2 separate regions of the Homo sapiens genome follow, and region 2 is linked to region 1. Evidence: chromatin contacts called from ENCODE Hi-C or POLR2A ChIA-PET data. All regions are on one chromosome and are shown on one strand. Each heading gives the region's core, a stretch centred on a gene start or an enhancer-like site at or near the end of the contact. The rest is flanking DNA. Distances are from core to core; before and after follow the strand shown. Region 1 has its middle 31 kb from the start of LINC02881. Region 2 overlaps LOC124902544 (a long non-coding RNA gene).

Evidence for each region. A loop is a pair of places that touch in the nucleus more often than their neighbours do. ChIA-PET counts read pairs that join two places held with the same protein, here RNA polymerase II (POLR2A). Pooled maps may share reads with other maps.
Region 2: a map of right cardiac atrium shows a loop between it and region 1 (3-fold over the local background). The contact joins two enhancer-like sites. A Hi-C loop is called at or near these places in 1 of 168 maps with a recorded cell type or tissue (right cardiac atrium), 11 of 37 single-sample maps with no recorded cell type and 4 of 50 pooled maps. POLR2A ChIA-PET finds 5 or more read pairs at or near these places in 2 of 52 experiments (both WTC11).

The regions. Positions count from the first base shown.
Region 1 is chr10:44,259,077-44,265,288 of GRCh38, reverse strand. No RefSeq gene overlaps it. Among named protein-coding and RNA genes, the nearest start is that of LINC02881, 31 kb to the left of the region's middle. RefSeq lists enhancers at 700-759, 3,084-3,213, 3,314-3,393, 4,404-4,463, 2,452-4,636. Within about 2 kb of position 3,478, at least 6 of the 41 ENCODE cell types and tissues checked have a DNase peak (open chromatin) inside an H3K27ac peak, as active enhancers do.
Region 2 is chr10:44,307,758-44,313,969 of GRCh38, reverse strand. All of the region lies in intron 1 of LOC124902544 (a long non-coding RNA gene), which reads left to right. Among named protein-coding and RNA genes, the nearest start is that of LINC02881, 18 kb to the right of the region's middle. RefSeq lists enhancers at 1,204-1,373, 2,653-3,155, 6,106-6,212 and silencers at 2,742-3,071, 3,916-4,085. Within about 2 kb of position 2,814, at least 6 of the 41 ENCODE cell types and tissues checked have a DNase peak (open chromatin) inside an H3K27ac peak, as active enhancers do.

The DNA of each region.
Region 1 (6,212 bases), core at 2,229-4,728:
TCTTTCCTGTGTTTCTTGTGTCCCTAGTACACAGACACCATGACCTACAGAAGAAGAGGCCAGAGCAGGGTGTTGCAGAGACATCAGCTCTCCATCTGCACCCAGATCTAAGGGTCAGTGCACTGAGCAGGAGCAGCTCCCTTTGGACTCAGATTGAGGGATCACAGGTGTTCAAGATCCTGGGTGGCACTTTGGGAGGCTGAGGCGGGCAGATCACCTGAGGTCAGGAGTTTAAGACCAGCCTGGCCAACATGGCAAAACCCGTTTCTACTATAATAAAAATACAAATTAGCCAGGTGTGGTGGCACGCACCTGTAGTCTCAGCTACTTGGGAGGCTGAAGCATGAGAATCACTTGAACCTGGGAGGCAGAGGTTGCAGTGAGCCAAGATTGTGCCACTGCACTCCAGTCTGGGAGACAGAGCAAGACGCTGTCTCAAAAAGAAAGAAAAAAAAAAAGGTACTGTGTTAGCCCCAACCCAAGTGCATTCCCTGTCCCCAAGCACTTTTGTCTTGGGACACTTGGCCATCAGACTTGCTATCCTCACCATCATCATTTTGAAAATGCAACCATGTTAATAGACTCCATGGGAAATGCAGTCTAGGCAGCCTAAGAGGTAGCCCAGCTCCTTTTGACTCGCACCTCTGGCTCAGAGGCCTTCTGGGAGGGGACTCTTCCTTTCTACCACAACCTGCGTTTGCTCATGTCCCCATCCATCCTGCTTCACGCAGGCCTCCAGCCAAAGCTAAGATGAAATGAAACCAACCTGACTGGTGTCAGTACACAAAACCTTTGGGGATTTTTACTAAATCCAGCTGGGATCTGTGACTTATTTATGAACTCATATGGCTCTTTCACTTCTCTGTCTTTTGCCAAATTGCTGACACGTTCTTAAATTATCCAGTTTGTTTTTTCTCTTCTTCTCTCCTTCTTGGGAAGATAAAGTCACAGGCATGTGGTCCTCCTCTGTTTATAACAGTGATGGCTCTCTGAGCCACCGTCACCCACCCAGACCACAGCTCTTAGGAACACAAAAGGCAGAGCTTGAATAGGGGGAGTTAAAGGTGTCTTCATTTCATCTGTGTAGCCATGTAGGAGAAAATTTTGTGGGAATTAAAGAAATCCTGAGCCAGCATTTGTGCTTGTATCGGATGATCTCTCATGGACCAAGCAGAGCCAGAAAACTCCCAGTTGCTTCAAACGCTGACATGATGGCAAATATCGAAGACTGGTTAATCCAAGAGCCAAGAACTGTTTTATGGCTCAGAAGTGGAATGTAGCTTTGGTGACAGTGAGCTTTTCCTGTTAAAAGTGTCCCAAAAGATTTGCCTGTGGGTTGTCATCTGAACTCCACCCATGTCCTCCTCCCCCACCCCATCTGGAAGATGCTTACTAATGCATCCCAAATTTAGCACTCCTGCAAGGCTCAGACTGGGGCTGATTAATGCATCATAACTTTCAAATTAAAGGCAGAAATGCTCCATCTTCCTCCTGTATCTACACAATTACTCTGTAGATTGCTTGCAAGGGGACATCAAAAGGGGAAAAAAAAGCACCAACCTACGACATTGTAGTTGGGATTGTCACTTCCTAAAATAAAATGCTCATTTGCCTTACGTAAGTCCATTATCACCCTGTGCAAATTCACTCTAGATGTTAGAATGATTAGCCATTGTTCATCTCCACATTGGGTGTATTAACACGGTCCCACTACACGCACTGTCCAGACTGTGTTGGTTTAAAGGAAGTCCACAAGTTCTTGAACACGCTCTTCAATAGGCAGACCCCTTCCCTGACATGTGGGTGGCCTTAGTGACTAACTTCTGACAAACAGAGAAAAGGCAGAAGTGATGGGGTGCAACTTCAGGGAATGAGTGTATTCATTTTCTGTTGCTGCATGATGAATTACCAGGAACTTATTCTAAACTTCGCAAATGTATTATATCACAGTTCTCTAGATCACAGGTGCCGTATGGGTGGTCTTCTGCTCAGGGTCCTACAAGGCTGAAATCAAAGTGCTGGCCAGGACTGAGATCTCAGCTGAGGTCTGGGGCCCTCTGCCAAGCTTAACAGGGGCTAGGAACACTCTCAGCTCCTAGAGGCTGCTCTTGGGGTCTTGGCACCTGGAACCCTCCATAATATGACCCTTCGCTTCTTCAAGGTCAGCAGGAACTTCCTTGGCTTCAAATCCTTCTGATCCATTTTAAAGGATCCCCTGATTAGATCAGGCCCACCTAGGATAATACTTCTGATTAACCCAATGTCTACTGATCACGGATCTTGATTGTAATATTCCTTCTGCTGTATAATGTAACATAATCATGGGGGTGAGATCGCACCATTTGTGTAAGTCCAGCTCACACTCAAGGGAAGGGGATTGCACAGGGTGTGTACGCCAGGGGATGGAATGTAGGGAACCATCTCAGAAGTCATCAGGATCTCCTGCTCTGGAGAAAGCCAGCTGCCATAAAGTGAGGACACTCAAGCAGCCCTGTGGAGAAGTCTACATGGATGGAAGGAGGTCTCCTATTAGCAGTCATCCAGAACCCAAGGCCTCCAGCCAACAGCCATGAGGGAAGCCATCCTGAGAGCAGGTCCTCCAGCCCCAGTTGAGCCTGCAGATGATCCAGCCCCAGCCGACGTCCTCACTGCAACCTCTTGAGAAACCAGAGCCACAACCACCCAAGTGAGCTGCTCCCAGATTCCTGATCCTCAAAGCCTGTGTGAGATAATCAATTTTTTCTGTTTGGAGATGCTATTTTCTAAGGCAACTGGTTGCACAACAATAAATAACTAATACACAGCCTTTATTCACTAAAAGAGTAATTAATAACCATGGGAAAAAGGTGCATCGAAACATGAGAAGAGAAATCCCAGCAAAGGTGCCTTCTTCCCCTCTCTATCTTCACAGGCAGAGCTCAACTCTGGGCCTTGTCACACCCCCAGTTATGCTGTGGTCACCACTGGATCCCTTCCACCTCTGTAAGGGCGCTGAGCCATCCTCCCAAACCTCCAGTCTCAACCCAGTGCCCTGCTGCTTCATCCCAAGTTTCTCCCCAGTGTTTTCCCTGGTTCAGACTCATAACTCATTCTACTCCAAGTGCCAAGCTCTCCAGCCTGAATGCCCTTCTCTGGACTCATTGCTTTTCTTGCAGTGGCCTTGTCCCTGCTTGTGCCTTCAAGCTGGGCTGTGAGCTGGGGCTGGCTTGAAGGCCACTCTCAGCCTCCAAGGGGGTGCAGCTGGGGCTTCTCGGCCCTGGGCTTAAGGCCATGGCTACAGTCAAGCCATTTCCCAGTAGGAAGTAAAGCACTTAAATCTGGGTTGTTTTCTTCTCAAGCTGTAAACTCAGCACTAGATGACAAATCGCAGCACCCCCACATCCTGCCTGCCTGGCCTCCCACGCCTCACTCACGTGGCAATCTCCAGATAGTGATGGGGATTCCCGAGGGCATGCAGGGGCCAGATGCCCACTTGTGCCCTGTGCCTGGGTGAGTGAGGTGTGCAAGGTGGGCCTCTGTTCTGCTGCCAGCCCAGCCAATGATGGCAAGGACAGAGGGTTCAAAGCTCTGACCCCCATTGTAAACAGGGGGCAGAGGAGCCGCCCACCTGAGCAGCATCAGATCCATGCAAAGTGCCAGGTGGAGGTGAAACACAGCCAGCGACACGACTGTTGGTATTTCGGGTCAACTCACCTTGAGCTGGAGGGAGCAGTCAGCCTCCAAGAAGGCACGACGTGACACAGTCCAGACCCCTTGCCCGCCTCTGCTGGCCGTGAGTAATTGGCACTAAACACGGGATGCGTCTGGGTTTAATCTAATCTGAGCTCAATTACTTGACTCCGCTGATGGAAACCCGCCCAGGCTCCAGTGCTTCAGTGAAGAGGGCGCTGAGGTCGCCTGCTCACTGCAGCCTGGGGTCCTGTTCCTTCTGCTGGTGCAGGTGTGCAGCTCTGATACGCAGCGCCTGATGGGACTGCAGGGACAACTCCAAGAGCAGGGTTCTCTAGCTCACTAGGCTTCTGCACTCATTGTTCACCTGAACCCAGGGCACACGTGGGTGTGGGAGGGATGCAGGGGAGACCATGTCCTCAAGGTTTGGTGCCAAGATGGGGGCCCCAAGGCACACACACCTTGGTTGGTCCCTCCCTCATCACTGCTATGGAACAGGGCTTAGCCCACGCACCGGGAGAGGCTCCCATAGAAGCCCTGGGAGAGACCCAAGTCCTGGGAGAGACCCAAGTCCTGGCTCTGAGCCACCCTCTGCTCCCCACTTTCCTTCCCATCTGCGTTTGATTTTCTGAGGCCAGCCTGTATCTCACAGTGGGAGCCATTCCTCTCACTGTACACAGACGCCCTGGGCCTGGCTGGGGAGTCCCTAATCCCACCCCATGAGCCTCTTTCTGCCTTGTCAGGCCCACTTCTAGCCCATGCTGTTGAGGCATCTCTGCTCCATCCAGTCCGCCCTGCACTCAGCAGCTCTTGGTGTGGAACCCATCCAAGTGCGCCCCGGGGCTGTTTGGATGTGTGGGTTCCCGAGTCGGCCTGCCCTCAGCACCCAGCTGCACAGGCTTGGTGGTGGCGGCAGGGTGAGAGCCCTCCCCACTGGGTCTCCTCTGTATCTATGGGAATGGGCTGCGGCTGCCTACAGAGGAGCTCAGCCCATCCCCATCTCAGGGCTCAGGCTGGGTCTGCGGGGCGCAGGCAGGAGAGTATAGGCCAGGGCTTTCCAGCAGGAGGTGAGAAACTCCCACAAGGACACGCTCTGCTGCTTCTGGGCCAAATAGGCACATCTGGGGAGGAATGGGCCTGCTCGCTGGGAATTCCCCCTGAATTCCCTCCGGATGTCACACCTCTGCTCCCCCTGACCCGAGGTTGCCCCCAACACCTCCACTCTGATTTGGAGATTTAAAAGGATGTGCAGTGAAAGGATGATAAAATCCTCTATCTTATTTATTTTTCTCTCAAATTTCTAACTTGATGGCTAGTAAGTTGTCAGTGAGAGAAAGAGAAAATGTATGGTAGACATAATTTTGAATAACAAGTTGAAGCAATTGGGAGCCATCACTGTCATTTGGGACAGCCTTAAGCTCTCTCAATTAGCTGTGTAATTTGGGATAATTTACTCAACCTCTCTGTTCCTCAGTTTCCTCATCAGCAAAATGTGGAGATAACAGCGCCTACCTAATTGGGATGCTGTGAGGATTGAGAGAATACACAGAAACAGCTTAGAACACTACCTCAATTGTTCTACACACACCTGAGTTGGCAAGTGTGTGAAGTAACCTCCTCCGAGTCCTGGACTGTGGACAGTGATGCCACCTTTTGGCACAACTCCCCTAGAATTTAAGGAGACCAAGACATTGTGAAAACCAAGTGTCTCCCACCTTGCCAGGACCTATAAAGTCAAGGGCGGTGCTGGCATATTTTGTTCCTGTGACAGGGGCTGATGAGGTCACTGTGGGAATCACAGCAAGTCCAAGTCCATGAGGCTTAGGGAGAAGGCTGTGCATCACCCTCATGGGCCGGGAGCTCCAGGAACAGCTTTCCCAGATTTACGCTGAGGGAGTCCTGAATCCAGGAAGGAGGTTCCATGGCCACCTGGCACCATGTGTCAATCTCCCAGGTCTGTGAGTACTCTGGTCTCAGCCAGCTGAGGAAGCCGTGGGTCAACATGAAAATGCACACCCAGGAAGCCATCTGCCCCAAGGAGTGAGTAGCTGCTGGACTAGTCCTCTCCTACACATGGCTGATACCAGGTGATCTGTGAATCTGGCGTCACATGCTCCCTCAATCCCGGAGCCATCCTGTGAAAGAAATGGGCCAAGGTTCAAAGGCCATCTACAGAGAGGACCTCCCCCTGGGCCCCAGGAGCCCTGTGCTCTCTGGCAGGCACAACCTAGTACTCATTTCAAAGGTGTGGAAACAGTCTGGGAAGTTATGTGACTTTTCATCCCCATGAGCGGGGGATCTGTTGACAAACCTGTTTTTCCTCTCATCTGTGCTCTCTTTGTTGGTTGATGTCGAGGGGCAGGGTGACTCTTTGGTCCCCTTCCCCCATTCCAAAGATCCCCTGCAGGAAGAGGAGAGGAAACAGCATATGCTGTCTCAGTGCAGGCTGCTATTACAAAACTATCATAGACTGGGAGGCTTAAACAACAAACATTTATTTTTCACTGTTCTGGAGGTTGGAAAGTACAAGACAAAGGCACCAG
Region 2 (6,212 bases), core at 1,565-4,064, 49 kb before region 1:
GCCCTGTGCTAAGCACCCTCACCCCCCACCAAGGCCTTGACTGTTTTCTAATTGTTGGATGGCAAGTAACTCGGCAGCCACTTCTGAACTGTCAGTCAGCCCCAGACTGCTATAAAATTGCTTAATGATATTTGGGTTCTTTGGGAGTTGTTGAAGTGTGGAGCTGTAATGAAGCAGCCACTGGCTGCCTAGTGAAGGAGAGGGTCAAGAAGTGGGTCAACCATGGAGGCCAAGGACTTGGCTCCCAGACTGGGGGAGGTGGCTCAGAGCTCCGCCTCCAGGTTCAAGGGATTCTCCTGCCTCAACCTCCTGAGTAGCTGGGATTACAGGGATGCACCATCATGCCCAGCTACTTTTTGTATTTTTAGTAGAGACAGGATTTCACCATGTTGGTCAGGCTGGTCTCGAACTCCTGACCTCAGGTAATCCGCCTGCCTTGGCCTCCCAAAGTGCTGGGATTGCAGGCATGAGCCACCGCGCCCGGACTGGATCCCATATTGGACACTGGGCTGCAGAGTTCTAGATTCCGTATGTCTCCTCAGGTAGAATCTCCACACTGCAGCCTCTGGCCAGAGGATGTAAAAGATCCAGACAGACCTGGCTTTCTGGCTGCTGCATAACAGCATGTTCATTTGAACGAGTGGCTTGAGCATGCCAGACCTGGGTCTTTCTCATCTGTAAATAGAGTAGTACATCTATCTCAGAGATATGTTATAAGAACTCAGCAAATTGCTGAAGCCCAAGTCACAGATGCATAATGAGTGAGTGTCAATTACTATTCTCATTAGTAGCAGTAGTACTCTTACAAAAGTCAGTTACAAATCTCAGAGACCATAGGTCTATATTGTAAGTGATGACTTGCGGATGTTGTAGAAGAGTTGGGAGTGATGTTTGGGATCATCCCATCCCAGCCATTCACTAAACTAGGAAGCTGAGGCCAGAAAGCAGGACAGAGCAGACTCCCCATACCCAACCTCCTGCTCCCCAGCACTCCTCCACCTCAAGGACACATCTAGGCCTCAGCCATCACTGCAGTATAGTTTCCAGTGCAATGAAAATGCTACATCTTCTCTCTCCTTAAAAATATATAGTAGTAAATAATATGTCTTATATATTTAAAATACTCATTATCTCCTATAGGATCCTTGTCCTACATACCATACACATCACACACATATTCAGGCACAGCCTGAGGAGGTGGGTGTTCAGCTGTATTAAAAACAAAAGTTGTAAGAAAGAATAATAGTGTGAAATCAGTGCAGGACTATTTATGATTAATATCAGGAAGCCCTTGTTAAGAATGCCATGTATTCTTAGACTAAAATACCCTCTGCAGGGACATGGGGAAACCCCATGACTTGAGACACTTCTGCTGGGACAAGGCATGGCTAAGCACAAGAGAGGAACAAAGCACCCGCCGCCTCAGGGGACCATCAGAGACAAAGCTTGAGTCCCAGGCTCCTTTCTGAGTCAGGAGTGCATAGAGTGGTTGTTTGAGAACTGAGTGTGCCTCTGTGTGCAGTCGTGGGACCTCAGTGTCCAGCCTGCCCAGCAGAACAACAGGCTTAGAGACCAGGAGAGGCAATGACAGGTGTTCTGTCAAAACCGCCCAGCAGGGCAGCAAGACGCTAGTGCAATTACTGGGCTGCACATCAGGGAAATGTGGTGGACTTAGTGTCTCTGGATTTCTGTAAGGCATGTGACAAGGTGACACGAGGAAGCTTTTTGATCAATTTAAAGACAATAGGTTAAGATCTTCATGGGCTCCTCATAAAAGCCTTGGTAGTTTGTCAAGCAATCTTTCACAAAGGGGAAAGGGGCTGTGCAGCCTCTTTACCGGAATATGAAGCTGGATTTCGGTATTTTAACAGCACTAGGACATACGAAGGCTGCCTGTCAAACTCACTAATTAGATGGATCTGGAAGCCATTACAGATATATTGGATATTTAAAAACATCACCATCCCAAATGATTAACATAAATGAGAATTATGGACGTGGTAAGCCAGGATGAACTTTAGTGCAGAAACTGAAGATACACCCTTAGACTGAACAGCAATAATAGCAGCTGTCTGGCACTCGTTAGGAATTAAATGTTCGCTGGATGGATTCAGGGATGGGATTACTTAGTAGAACATATGAAAATGAATAAAAATTGAACCTAAACTCAGAGCGCATGAGAAGTGTGAAGATTCTGGCACATCGACTGCTGTGACCTCTGCCTGTGTGTCTGAAGGCCAGCGGTTAGAGTCCCGCAGGCGACGTCCCGTCCTGTGCAGTGGGCAGACCCTACCTGCAGGCTCAGGTGTACTCCTGGGCACCACAGTGGAGAAGGGACTCTGTAGATGGTTTGTGTCCTAACGTGAGTCATCTGAATGGTGACGCTACATCATACCACAATGATTGGAGGGCCCGGGGAGGTTTGGGCAGAGCAGAAGAACTGGGGTTAGGTGGTGCTAATGCTGTGTTGAAATGCTTTAAGTGCTGTCATGAGAAGCTAAGCCCTTTGCAGGCGAGACCTGGAGGGCAGAGGTAGGACAAATGGAGTGAGCGACAAAGGGCTCAACATAAGGAAGCTGTTTCTAATGGTCAGCGTTGACAGCAATGCAGTGGACTGCTTGTGAGCTCCCCATCACGCAAGTGTGCAGGCAGAGAGGCTGAACCGCTGCTTTCTGCGATGGCAGAAGGCGATATCACGTGGGCGTGCGGTCAGCAGGGCGCGTGCTCCCCCTCCTGTGGTGGAGCCTGGAGGCAGCCGCCCGCCGGCCGTGGCCGGTCCAGCAGAGGGCGCGCTCCGAGCCGCGCGGGCAGCGGGTGATGCAGGCAGGGGAAGCGCGGGCCAGGCAGGAAGCATACAGCGCAGGCCGCGCAAGGGCAGAGACGTCCTCACCTGGCCACCGCAGCCGCGCAGACCCCGCAGGTAGCCGCGGCGGAGCTGAGCGAAGGACATGGCGGTGCCCACGGGTGCCGGGGCCGCGCCGGAGTGCACTGGACCAGCCGGCCCCGCGCACCCTCCCCTTCTCCATGCAGTCCCCCAGGGGCGTGCAGCATCACCGCCCCGGGTTCTCACCTTCCCCTCCGCCTCTGGGGCTTTCCCTTGCACCTTTCTGGCGGGCCGCTCCTGGCCTGCCTGCCTCTCCCACGCTGGGCCTGCGCACACCCGCTCATCCTCGACCTAGGATGGAGAGATGGGCACACAGGCAGGGGCCCGAGGGCCTTTCTCGCCCTGCCCTGGGGAATCCGCCCTCAGGAATGGGCCGCGCGGGGCTCCGTGTGCATCTGTTGGTGTGTGATGAAGGGAAGCCCAACCTGCCCTGGTTACGAAAAACATATATTTTAGTGCCAAATCTCTCTGGTTTCCTGAGTGGCTTTTCACCTTCACACGTCATAGAGCGAACACTGCTCTACAGGGTTTTGTGGAGGGAGGGATGGCGCTGTTAGACTCAAATGCCTACTTCCCCTGGGGTTAGCAAATTCAGTAATCTTGGGCGATCTCCCCACAGTAGAAAAAGGTTAAAAAGTGGAAAAAAGAAAAAGACCACCACACTTGACCTTCCAGGGCCAAATCTCCGGTCTCTCAGTCACACCAGGCAGCCAACCTTTCACAGAGATACCGGGACATTGCTTGGGCACACTTCAGCTTTATGAAACAAGGACATTCCCCTCTATCCTCCTGCTAAAGTCCGCCCCGCCCCTCAGCCCCCTCACTTCTGCCACCGCCATATCCCCGCTAGACAGCTTCCGCTGACAAGCCAGCCTAGGGCCACCCTGCTTCGGAAGCGTGTGGGCCCTCCAGGCTTCCATCTGCGGACTGCACATCACAGGGAGGGAGTGTTCCGCACCAGGCAGGGTGAGTCCACAGTGGCTGCACCTGGGGCCAGAGGCCGAATGGGAGGGTGGAGTGCTTACGGTGCGCACCTTCTCCTGGTCAGGGGGCGGGGAGCCGGCTGATGCTGCCCCCGCGTCCCCAGCCACCTTTTGGCTTTCTGAGATGGTTAATTTTAGGTGTCAACGTGACTGCGGTGAGGATGCCCAGATGGCTGGTAAAACATTATTTGTGAGTGTGTCTGTAAGGGCGTTTCTGGAAGAGATGAGCATTTGAATCAGTGGACTGAGTAAGAAGGTCCACCCTCACCAATGTAGGTGGCACTGGTCAACCTGTTGGGGGCCCAGAGAGAACAATGGGGCAGAGGAAAGGTGAATTGTCTCTCTCTTCTGGAGCTAGGACATCCACCTTCTCCTGCCCTCAGACATCAGAGCTCCTGGTTCTGAGGCCTTTGGATTCTGGGACTTACACCAGTCCCCTTCCTCCCTGGATTTTAGGCCTTTGGACTGGCCTGGACCTGCTTCCAGCTTGTAGATGGCGTGGCCTGGAATTTCTCAGCATCCATAATTGAGTGAGCCAATTCTCACAACAGCTCTCCTCATCCAACTATATCTGTATATCCTATCGTTTCTGTTTCTGTGGAGAAATCTGGCTTGCTCTCTCTCCCTCTCTCTCTCTCTCCCTCCCCCCGCCACCTCCTTCCCTCCCTCCCCCTCTTTAATATAAAACCACGTGGATTACTCTTCCAAAGTCACTCTGATTATTTGGGCCATATGATCTTTTCAGTGGATAAACTGTCTGTTTATGATTGAAAGAGGCCACAATTCACAGGACTTTGCTTGTTACAAACTCACTTTATTTCATTTTTCTAGGCAGCCAGCAGCCCCAGATGAGCAGCAACACAACTCTTATTTGTACCTGGCTGAGCAGCACGGCCGCATATGCTTTGCCATTCCACTTCCCAATGGCAGAGCCATGTAAACTGGAGCCTGGACCAGGGGAGGGGAGATGCAGTCAGTGAGAGGGATCCAGGACAGGCCTCCAAAGCCAGCTGCCTGCCAGCAGGGTGGGGACACCCATGAAAATCCAAACTGCCCGCACGGCTTCCATCATAACAAGCTATCCCTGATTGTAACACTTGATTCTTGGAGGGAAAAAGAGCAAACAAATCACCCAGCTGCAAAACTATACTTTTAAACAAATTGTCAAGTAGACAGTTTGGAAGATTTCTGCCAACCATTCACTGGAAAAATGAGAAGAAAGCTGATGGGCCCCAGATTTTTTTTTTAATAGCAGAGTGTTCTTGTATGTGTTTGTGTTATGAAAATTTAGCCAAGCTAGGTAGGTTCACAGAGAAGGCTGCCACTCTGCTTCCCTGTCCCAGGTTGACACCTTTACTGTCTTTTCCTGTTTCTAGGCTTTATCTAATTACCATATTGCCAGCTGGTTGACTGAAACTATTATTAACATTGAAGTGATAGCAACCAAATATCAGCCAGGATGCTAAGCTTAACCCTGCCAGTTGCTTAGAGATCCAAAATGTTGGCGTGGGAATTAGCTTGTGATAATGAAAAACACAAAGTTGATATGTAACCAAAGCATCAATTGTTAATGAGCTCTGAGATGTCCCATGCTCCCATGGAAAGGATTGGCATATTCCCTTTTTCTGCAGTGGCCAAGTGCAAGCCAGAAGGTTGCTCGCCGTGCAAGGACTTAGGTCCAGGAGAGCTACTCACCTTGAGGACGCACTGCCCACTGGATGAACTATGCATGTTGTTCTGGTTCAGAGGCAGATAAGGGGACAATGGGAAAGGCTGAAAGGACAGCAGAGATAGAAACAGAAGATTCTGTTAACAACCATCCATGAGGGTTCAGGGGCTAATGGTCTTTGTGACCACTACCTAGGGTGGCAATATCTAGCAATCAGTGCTTTCTTTTTAATATTGTTTTTGCAGTTGCAAGAAATAGACACTGGGTGCTTTTTGACTAAACTATTTCAAAAGGTGTAGAAATCTCGGTGCCTTGCTGGGCCTGGAGGGACTGCCCCTCCCAGGCTGGCCAGTCCCTAGAGATGGTAAATGACTTCAGCAAGCACAGCTTTCCAATGCAAACCAACCACTCCAGAGCCCTCCCAACCACCTCCTCCGTTGGGCTCTCACCCTCTGGGCCACGGCCACCTGCCCTAATCACCCCAGGGCCAGGCACCAGGCAACTCATGACACCCCTGTGTCCAGAGCCCACTAAAATTATTCAAAGTAGTCCATTCTAAGTCTACTTGTACTGCCTTGCTGGTTCCTTCTCACAAAAACCACATTAAAGGCTCTTGCTACAGTTCCCCCCACACTTCTAACCAACACTGGAGTTTCCCCATGTGGTCCCCCATGGC